Linked DNA regions of Homo sapiens: regions 2 and 3 are each linked to region 1. A link is a contact called in ENCODE Hi-C or POLR2A ChIA-PET data. All regions are on one chromosome and are shown on one strand. Each heading gives the region's core, a stretch centred on a gene start or an enhancer-like site at or near the end of the contact. The rest is flanking DNA. Distances are from core to core; before and after follow the strand shown.

Evidence for each region. Hi-C counts contacts between places; a loop is a spot of excess contacts on that map. ChIA-PET counts read pairs that join two places held with the same protein, here RNA polymerase II (POLR2A). Pooled maps may share reads with other maps.
Region 2: POLR2A ChIA-PET joins it to region 1 with 11 read pairs in A549. The contact joins the promoter of LINC02735 here to the enhancer-like site in region 1. A Hi-C loop is called at or near these places in 5 of 168 maps with a recorded cell type or tissue (Caco-2, Calu3, MCF 10A and 2 more) and 7 of 50 pooled maps. POLR2A ChIA-PET finds 5 or more read pairs at or near these places in 2 of 52 experiments (A549 and MCF 10A).
Region 3: a loop to region 1 is called in a map of MCF 10A, with 2.3 times the contacts of the local background. The contact joins two enhancer-like sites. A Hi-C loop is called at or near these places in 1 of 168 maps with a recorded cell type or tissue (MCF 10A) and 1 of 50 pooled maps. POLR2A ChIA-PET finds 5 or more read pairs at or near these places in 2 of 52 experiments (A549 and SK-N-SH).

Annotation. Positions count from the first base shown.
Region 1 is chr11:57,070,955-57,074,280 of GRCh38, forward strand. All of the region lies in intron 6 of LOC105369309 (a long non-coding RNA gene), which reads right to left. Among named protein-coding and RNA genes, the nearest start is that of OR5AK2, 84 kb to the left of the region's middle. Within about 2 kb of position 1,802, at least 4 of the 41 ENCODE cell types and tissues checked have a DNase peak (open chromatin) inside an H3K27ac peak, as active enhancers do; they include mammary epithelial cell, where a contact is called at or near this core.
Region 2 is chr11:56,846,744-56,850,069 of GRCh38, forward strand. It overlaps LINC02735 (long intergenic non-protein coding RNA 2735), which reads left to right and starts at 1,735. Exons shown (of 3, transcript NR_110137.1): 1 at 1,735-1,872.
Region 3 is chr11:56,904,511-56,907,836 of GRCh38, forward strand. All of the region lies in intron 2 of LOC105369310 (a long non-coding RNA gene), which reads right to left. Among named protein-coding and RNA genes, the nearest start is that of LINC02735, 58 kb to the left of the region's middle. Within about 2 kb of position 1,566, at least 3 of the 41 ENCODE cell types and tissues checked have a DNase peak (open chromatin) inside an H3K27ac peak, as active enhancers do.

The DNA of each region.
Region 1 (3,326 bases), core at 552-3,051:
AAATCAAAATGCAAATTACAAGAATAATGAGATATCATCTTGCTCCTGTCAGAATGGCTATTATCAAAAAGATAAACAAACAATAGTAAGTGTTGGCAAAGATGTGGAGAAAAGGGAACACTTGCATACTGTTCGTGGGAATATAGTTTAGTATAGTCATTATGGAAAACACTATGGATGTTCCTCAAAAAATTAAAAATAGAACTACCATGTGATTCAGCAACCTCACTACTGGGTATATATACAAAGGAAATAAAATCATATATTAAAGAGATAACTCCACTTCCATGTTTATTGCAGCCTTATTCACAATAGCCAAGATATGGAATCAAACTAAGGGTCCATTAATGAATGAATGGATAAGGAAGATGTGGTATATACACACAATGGAATACTATTGAGCCATACAAAAGAAGGAAATCCTTTTAACTGAGATAAACTGGATAAACCTGGAAGACATTGTGTTAAGCAAAATAAGCCAGGCCCAGAAAAACAAACCCCACGTGATTTCACTTATATGTAGAAACTAAAAAAAGTTGATCTTACAGAAATAGAGAGTAGAAAGGTGGTTACCAGAGACTGAGGCAGTTATAGGGAAGATTGGTTGAAGAGGTATGGGTCAATGGATACAAACTTACAGTTAGGAGGAATAATTTCAAGAGATCTATTGTACAGCACTGTGATTATAATTAATGATAATATATTGTATTCTTGAAAAAAAGCTAAAAGAGTGGATAGTAAGTGTTCTCACCACAAATGATAACTATGTAAGGCAATACATATGTTAATCGCTATATTTAACCATTCTACAATGTTTACATACTTCAAAACATCATGTTGTATGCAATAAATACATACAATTGTATCTGTTAAGTTACAAAATAAATAAATTTGTAAAAAACAGTATCAATGACTCAGGCTGGCCATTTTACACAATCTATTTTGGTGAATTCCTAGTCCTTGAAAACACTTATTATTCCTCTTATTTACTAACTTTAATATGAGTCAACATTCTCCCTTGCTAAGGGAAGTGAGCCTTGCAAACACTTTCTGGAATTCATGTTTGTCCTAAAAGTGGAAGTGAAATCCAAATTTGGAACTTGTGTTCCAGGAATGACTGATCATTTCTACCCATCACCCCTCCCTAACCACTCCAGCCCTGTGAGGATAACACCTATGGCCTGAACATAGCCAAAATGTTGCTATCTTTTATCAGTTTGTTCAGGCTGCCATAACAAAGTACCACACACTGGGTGCTTAAACAAGAGAAATGTATCGTCTCACAGTTCTGGAGGCTGAATGTCTGAAAGCAAGGTGTTGGAGGATTGGTTCTTTCTGAGGGCTGTGAGGAAAGAACCTGGTTCAGGTCTCTCTCCTTGGCTTATAGACAACCATCTTCATGTCCACATGGTGTTTTCTCTGTATGTGTGTCAGTCTCCAAGTTTCTTTTTTATAAAGACATCAGTCACATGGCATTTAGGGCTCACCTTAAACACCTTATCTTAACTTGATTACCTCTGTAAAGACTTTACCTCCAAACAAGGTCATATTCTGAAGTACCGGGGTTTAGGACCTTAACATAAGAATTTTTCCAGGGACATAATTCAACTCATAATACTATCTGAGGTAAAGGCTGTCAACTGTTCAGAACACTAAAGAATCTTTTAGACATCTTGACCTAAGGCAAACCCAGATCAATCCTTTATTCCCTCTCTCTCTTAATGGGTGAGTCTCTGGGTGATGATCTGGGCCTGTTGTGGTATGTCAGACTTATTGGAATCACATTTTCTCCTGGCAAGAATGCCTCTTAAACCCTTCAGAAAGAAGTATGCTCTGGCTAATGAGTCATGACTGGAGAAACAGAGAGAACTGAGCTCCAACAAATTCTCAAGGATATGACTCAAATATAAGGAAGATTATAAGAAGGCCAGAAACTGTTCTTATGAAAACATCAGTTTCAAGTTTAACTACAGCTTCCCATGGCACCAAGCCTGAAATCTAAAATTTCATAATAGTAAATAATGGTGATGACTATAGCAAACATTTATTAAGCATTTAGTAAATGCCTGAAATAGGTGCTTTACATACATGATATTATTAAATCCTCACAGGCACTATATGAAGTTCATACTTTCAATTAAATCTGATATGTAAGTAAAGAGCCTAGTACAGACTCCAACACATAGTAGGTACTCAATCGAGAGCTAACATTTATCCTCATTTTACAGGTAAGAAAACTGAATATCAGAGATACCTAAGATTGTGCTGGTAGTGAGAGGTAAAGCCTATATTTGAATCTAGGCATCTTAGACTCTAAAGCTTGCGATCTTATCTACTGACTACACAACTACACCGCATCCCATTCCTATCCATGTGCCACAGAAGTCCAAGATTATATAAAGCTCCAGAACCATCCATCTTGTCCTCTGCCCTTTCTGAGTCACTGGAGCCTTTTATGTCTGCCCCATTTTGTCTCCAGACCTTGAAAATTACTTTCTCAGGATTCAAGTAAGATTTCAGAAATAGGACTCAAGACCTTCCTCTTTTTCCAGGATTCCTTCTCCCCAGATAGTTCCAGAAACTCTTTATAAGCCACAAGGAATGGTCCCAGCTGTCTTTCATGAACTCAGGTGTCCCTTGGCCACCTGTTTCCCAAGAGTTAAGTGTTTTCTGAAAGGAGATTATCCCCCAGCTCAGAGAAACCCAACTAGCTACCTCAGCTGCATCTATTCCACATTTTCCAGCAACCAGCAGTCCTGAGGGGCTGCAGACCCCAACCCAGTGATTGCTCCACATGTCCATTTACCTGAGTTCATGAATCTACAGCCAGCATGTTCCTGGGTTCCTCAGAGCTCATTTGTTTGGGGTTTCTTCAGGCTGAGAGCCATCTCAGCCAGGCTTCTTCAATCAAGAGGTCAAGAGCATACTGTGGCCTTACTCCCTCCCACCATTGCCCCCAGCAATTTCAGTCATCAACAGAAGAGACAATGTGGCCACCCTAACAAAACATGTGAAACTTTTCAGGTGCATGTTCTTTACCTTGACATCAACTGGTGAATGTGCCACGTCAAACCTCAAGATGTTCCAACAAATTAGAATCCAGTGATTAAGGAAGGGTCCTCTACTTGGTTAGTTTCCAAATCAAAAGACCTCCTTCAACTCACAATAAAATAACTATTTTATTTCCTTCATTTCTGCACCAAAGATATATAGAGTGCCCGAAGTATGCAAAGTGTTTTTACATGCATTACCTGACCCTTGTAGCAATTCTATGAATCTACTGTGTATCATTGGCCCCTTTTAAAGATGAGGAAAATGATTCTCAA
Region 2 (3,326 bases), core at 485-2,984, 220 kb before region 1:
CTGTTGATGGACTTGAATCCATTAAAATTGCTGCTTCTCTAAAAGCTTGACTCACTGTCCTAGAAACAATGTATATCAGGGTGGACTACAACTAGGATTTGGATGACAGTTTAACAATTCAGGTCCTGACTTGAAAAACCACTATAGCACTCCAGCACGTCTTTTTTCCCACCACAAAAACAATAATGCTTGGAAGTTCATAAGCAAGTAAGCTGAGTTTTTGATTCAGCAATATAGTCAGGACTCATTAAATAAGGGTGGGAATTATCCCTATGCCAAGGAGCCAAATGCTACTTGAATGTAAACATGACTTGGGAACACAGAAGGTGAATCTCATGTACAACAGGATGCAGAACTGAGAAGCAAACCTCAAGGAGGGCCTTGCAAGTGTTAATGAGTGAATGCCATCCCCACCACAGCCAGCCTGAGTGCATGTTGGAGACCGCATGCCCCAGGTTTCCTCCCACACAGCACAGAAAGGAATGGTCAGAGTTACGCAGTGATTTACATTCACCCTCTGATCGGGAAGCCCAGAAAACATGGACTAAATCCCAATACAGTGGAGTTAGAGATAAATATCTAGGGCTGCTTTCCTCTTTATTTCATTTCCTGCTCATAGCAAAGAATCTGGTCATGGAGAGGGAAGCCTAATTCTAACAAATCTACTCTTAAACAAAACTATTTCGCAGCCCAGGGTTTTTGCAGGGACGATAATGTTTTCAGCCAGACTCTGCCCAGCAATTCCAGAATCATCAGGGATAAGCTCGCAATTCAATAAAAGGCTACAGAAGCAAACTAGGCATGGATGTCACTCCACAAGAATACACAAAGATTGATCATGGCAAGAGTGTGATGAACAAAAACAGTCCTCATATCTAGATTTACAGCCTTCTCTTCTCAGCTCCCCAGTCCAGGCAAAACATTTAGCCGTGGTCAATTTAATGCTATGCCTCCTTTTTCTGTCTCCAAAAAAGAAAGGTCAGAAGTGGGATGAACAGACCCTTGCAAGAAAATCGGAGTGGAAAATAAACCGCCCTCTCCGGGGAGCTGAAACCAGAAAATGTATGACAACTGAGCAGCTCATCAGATGGAGGGGAGAAATACCAAAAGACAAGAGAGATCAGGGAAGGTATGGGCAGAAATGAGAAGAAAAATTTTTCTAAAGTAGAAAAGTGAGTGGCTCCTGTAAGTTGCGAGTGCTAGAAAATAACAGAGGACAGGTGGAAAATAGGCACTTTGAATTTGCACTTAATAGGCTTTTGGTAAATGTAAAAAACAGTTTCTTCCTTTGAAAATGTTTTTAAAAAGCAAGATATTCACCAAAGACATATGAATGCCCATTAACAGATCAAAATGTGTTGAAACAAAATTGTGATTAAAAAGGCATCGTATTGACTCTACCAAAATGGCGAGTGGCAGCAGGGGACACACAGAGATGCTGCTGTCCCTGCAGTTCTCAATCCCAGTCCCAAGAGGTTCATTACGCTAACGGAACTTCTGTGCTGCGTGACTGCATGGCTAATTTGCAGCCGCTATCCCTCCAGCTAAAAAATGTCTAGACAGGGAGGCTCCTGACACAAATAGAGACATTAATGATTAACATGAAATTCATCTTTACATCAGTAGCAGGATAATGGAAGTTTATAGGAATAAAAGGCCCGTTGTCATTTGGCAGTTTGTGAGGATGAGCACATCATATTTTAAGGTTTAGGGTCTTTAGACACATACTCCCTTAGTATACTAAGGACCTGGAGGCAATCTTGCCAGACTTCCTCTGCAGGCATCTTTAATTTTCTTGTATCATAAATTTTTATCTTACATTCTATACAAGGGGGAATCACTGAGCTGATGAGTGAGCCTAACCATTTGCCCGTAAGTATGAGGCTTTGTTGTTTTATATTCAGTGTGAATATGATAACTCACATAACCTCTCTTATGAACCTCTCTTTTTCTCTTTTTGGGTGGGGGGGGGTGATTTTTTAAATGGCCTTGAAAAGAAAGCCAACTTCTGGTATTGGAGATGGAAGCAAAGAATAATAAAGAGTAAAAGTAATCGTTCTCAGATTGAAAACAAAAGATTTGCTGTAATGTAAAAATGGAAAATCAAATTTAGTAAAAGCTTATATCTACAAGTTGAATAAATTCAAATGCTGCTTACACAGAAATAGGAGAAAAATTTAATAGAACTATTTCAGGAGCATTGCCAACGCTGAAAAAGCTACTTGTCAAGTGAGAGATACAACAGTAGTGAAATCTGAAAAGGTGATTTACTTTTCATGCCAGGATTAGCACAGGAAAACAAATGGTTCTTAGTAGAAATGTACTTCAGGACAAAGTCAGAAACTTGGCAATACACATTCTTAAATTACACATAGTAAAATGTTCTAGTGAGCTTGTCTAATCCAAGTTTACTATTGAGTAGAAGTTTACCACTGAGTTGGTAAGAGAATTTTAAGGGCTGTTTTCCCTGCTTCATATAATCAAACAAAGAACATTGACTGACTTTCCTGATTTATCAGATATTTTTGTTTTTATGTTTTTCCTGAACTGAAAAGCCAAAGTGGCCCATTGCAGAGGAGGTTAGAAACCAAAATAAATGATCAACACAGACAGCATATATCTACAGTAGATGAAAGTGCTTTGGCACACAAATATCCCCAAGACAGATGAGCTTCTGGGTTAAAGCAGGTAAAAAGTGACTCATCTTCTTTAGGACAATGCTGAAGTCTTCATTTTAAGCTGGACTTGTTTCACCATTTAGGAAAACCCCCATGATGCCAAGAGAGAACAATAAGAACTTAGTGAGGGTATATTGACAGTATAAAAAAAGGAAAGAATAATAATGCCAGTATTTTTTCATGTATTAAAACATGTATCCCAGATAAAACATGTGTCCCAGAATTTAAAGTAAAATAAATAAATAAAATTAAATAAAAATGCTTCAACAATGCCACATGAAATAAATTTTAATAGTCTTCTTTATTTTAGTAACTTTATCCATTACTTTAGTCTTATATTTATAGAAATGTTAATGCCCAAAGAACCAACTGAAAAGTAGAGAACAGAAAGTTCTCAGAAAAAGAAATGTAACTGCAGCCCTAAACTTATGAAAAGATACTCATCCCTCTCATACAATGAAAATTAAGACTACACAGAAATAGCATTTCTCACCTATTTGGTAAAAATTCAAAAGCTTAATAATACACCAGCTTCTGGGGAAACTGTAGAGAAACAGGCACTCTCTCACATTGCTATAATGAATGTGCAGTATGTTTCAACTTCTAAGGAATGCAATTGTGTAATATCTATCAAAATTATAAATGCGA
Region 3 (3,326 bases), core at 316-2,815, 170 kb before region 1:
TATGGGACGTCAGGGAGCATGAGGGGGATTCCTGAACATGAGTCCCTAAGGAGTGGTTCCCATATTTGTACATTGATATCAGTAAAAAATATTTATGATACCCCACAAATAAATATAAGTGTACTAACAAGGTAGATAATATGTACTAATATATAATACAACACTATAAAATATGTGCTGAAATGAGAATTTTAAATTAAATTTTTTGTGAGGATTTATTTAGTTCTATTTAAGAAGCTCTTATATTTTGTATTACCCTGGTAGACTCTTTGGCTAAATCCCTGGCACCCCCCTGCCCTAAGGGACCACCTCACAGAAGAAAGTGTGTGCCTTGAAAAATGAAGATGTGCATTGTGAAATCATAAGTGGGAATATTCTTAGAAGGGATTTTGGGCAAGGAGGAGGCAGCTATGAAGAAATAAAGGAAAAGATGCAAAACAGATACTAGTGAACAGAAAGACTAGTCAGGAAAAGCCAGATGGCTCTGTTCAAGAGTGCAGGATTGCAAAATCCAGACTGCTGGAAAAAGCAGGTAGTGATATGACAGCTGGTCTTATCCCCTCTTACTTGGGCTCCAGGAAGCAGGTACACTGTCCTATGCACCACTGCAGTGCAGCACCTAGGAGAGTGCTTGGTGCATGGCGGCGGGGGGGAGCCTTCAATAAGCTTTTGTTGAAGGAAGGAATGAAAGAAAGAAAGAAAGAAAGAGTGAATGAATGAACCAGTTAACAGTGCAGGACTTCCAAGCATGGCTTCCAGGCCTGGCTCTGACAGTGCTCATTGTGAGATCTTTAGTAAATCACATTCTATCCCTGGTCCTCAGTGTTCCCATCAGTAGTACTAGGAGTTAAACTAGATCTCTACTTTTCTAGAACTTTCTAGGGTTTGGTGACTATGTACTCTGGCCTAGAAGGGAAGCAAATGTCTCTGAGCCTTCCACTAAACCAAATCCTTGCATTCAAACCGGGATCCCTTAGGAAAAACCTATGGGCACTGACTCAGAGCCTATTAGTTCTTCCCTAACACAGTGATTTTATACATATATCTCATTCTGGTTATCTGCTTCCCCAGCCCGTAGTGGCTTGGAAGTAGCCAACTAATAAAAGCATGAAGACAATGCTGGAGCCAGGCCCACAGAGAGTAGTGAGCAGTAACTACTTACAGCAAACAATAAGGAAACACAGATGGGGACTCACATTGTGTGAGCCTGACAAGTGCCAGGTTCGGAATTTGCCCCGTTAGGCTATTTTCTCAAGTAATTCTAATGATGTGAGGATATAGCACTCCTAGTTTTCAGTTGAAATTCATGTTCAGAGGGGTTAAGCATTTAAGCCAATGGACATAAACTGGTCAGTGGAGAATTCATAGCATAGCACTAAATAATGCAGGCACTAGAGCAGAGCTGCTCAATGCTGGCTATCATTTGAAGCCACCTAAAGAAGTTATTTTTTAAAGTCCTAATGCCTAAGTACCATCTCTAGATATTCTAAATTCATCCCCAGTAGAGTCTAGACATCAGTATTTTTGGAAAGTTCCCCAGGTGATTCTAACCTACAAAAATGAACCTGCCTTCTGTGAGAATTCAGGCACTCATGAGCTGAGTCACTTTGAACAAATTACTTAATGATTTTGAACCACAGTTTCTTCAACTGTAAAATGATGATAGATGATGGCTTCAACCTGATAAGGATGTTGTTAGGATTATACGCAATACTCATGTGTCATGCTCAACAAAGTGTCTGGCATACAGGAAATGCTTAATAATTGTTAATTGTTATTAATACTAGAAACAGTCTTTCCATAATCAAAATGAAGACTCAGAATCAATAAGAAAAATATTTAATCGTTGAAGTATTAAGAAGATGGAAATAAATCACATCATCACTAAGTTGCAAGGTACCTGGAATCATCTACTTTTATCTACCCTCTCTCCCATTGAGCAGTTTGAGCCTTAAGTCAATCAGATAACACAGAGTTGGATTTTGATTCATATTGGAGATGTGTCCCCCAAAATAGTTAGAATGAATAATAAGTTGTTATTTCATGTGATAGGTCACATTTGACCAGAAAATTCCTGTGGGCATTCTATTCCACCCTCTCTTCACCAGTGTAAGATAGATTAGTCTGTTTCTGGATTCACTCAGAGATACTTAGCACAGAATAAAAGCAGAGGCAGTTTCTTCTGCTATTGTGAGTTTCAGGTAATAGACCATCCCATTTTTCCTCCTCTGTTCTGAGGAGTCAGAGGAAAGGTAAGACTCATCTGCCCTGGAGGTAGCTGGCAGTTGATTCAGTGCCAGTATGTGAAATATTTCAGATCAGCCCCACCCATGCTGGCACTTTAAAAAAAAAATCACTGCTTTCCCATTGATCCTGATTTGTACACAGCTATTTCTATGTAAGTTGTGTCTCCAGAAACAATTTTGCACTAGTCGAAATGAATATAACCTTGATGACTTGTGAACTGAGTAAGAACATGGGCAATGGCTCTAAAAGCAAATCAAGTGTACTCTGCCTTTTTTTGCAGACAAAAACAGTGACTCATGAGCAAAATGAACATTGGCTTCAACTATGTGCAGGAGAGAAAACTACCTGTGGAAAGGGAAGGTGGGCGGGGAGGATGTGACAAAGAAAATTACAATATAAACAGCAACATCCCCGCCTTAGACATGCATCACAATTTTAAAGTTTAAAATTTAACTTCATGTCAATTACCTCCCCCCACCACCGCCTGGAAAAGACACCAATATGGAGATTCTTTAGAATTTTCATTCACCAACTGTGCAAAAATGTATATGTTCTGGTCTTTCCAGTGTTTGTACAATAAAAGAGCACTTCCCAAAATAAACCATGAAATGTTTGCATACATTTTGGACTACTGTGCAATACTAAAAACAAAGTGGACTCCTTGTAGCATATTTTTCATATTCATCAGTATGTGCATATAAAAAAACTAAGAGTCAAGTCTCATTATAGGGATAGTGGGACAGAACATTTGAAATTAAGATCTTCCTAGAAAATCTGGCCTATACTGATTCCATGATGACATCCTAAAACATTTTATTTTGGTAAGGAAAAGGAAAGTGTCAAGCATGTTATTTTCTGCAATCCTCTAAGAAGCCTCATCCATTTTACAGATGAGGAAATTGCTCAAGGTCACATACCTAAATAGATGGCCAAGCAGGGATTAAATTCAGGTTGGTTTCATTCCAAAGCCTGGGTTCATTCTTTTTTTTTTTTAATACCCTAAGTTCTAGGGTACATGTGCACAATGTGCATGTTTGAAACATAGATATACATGTGCCATGATGGTTTGCTGCAACCAT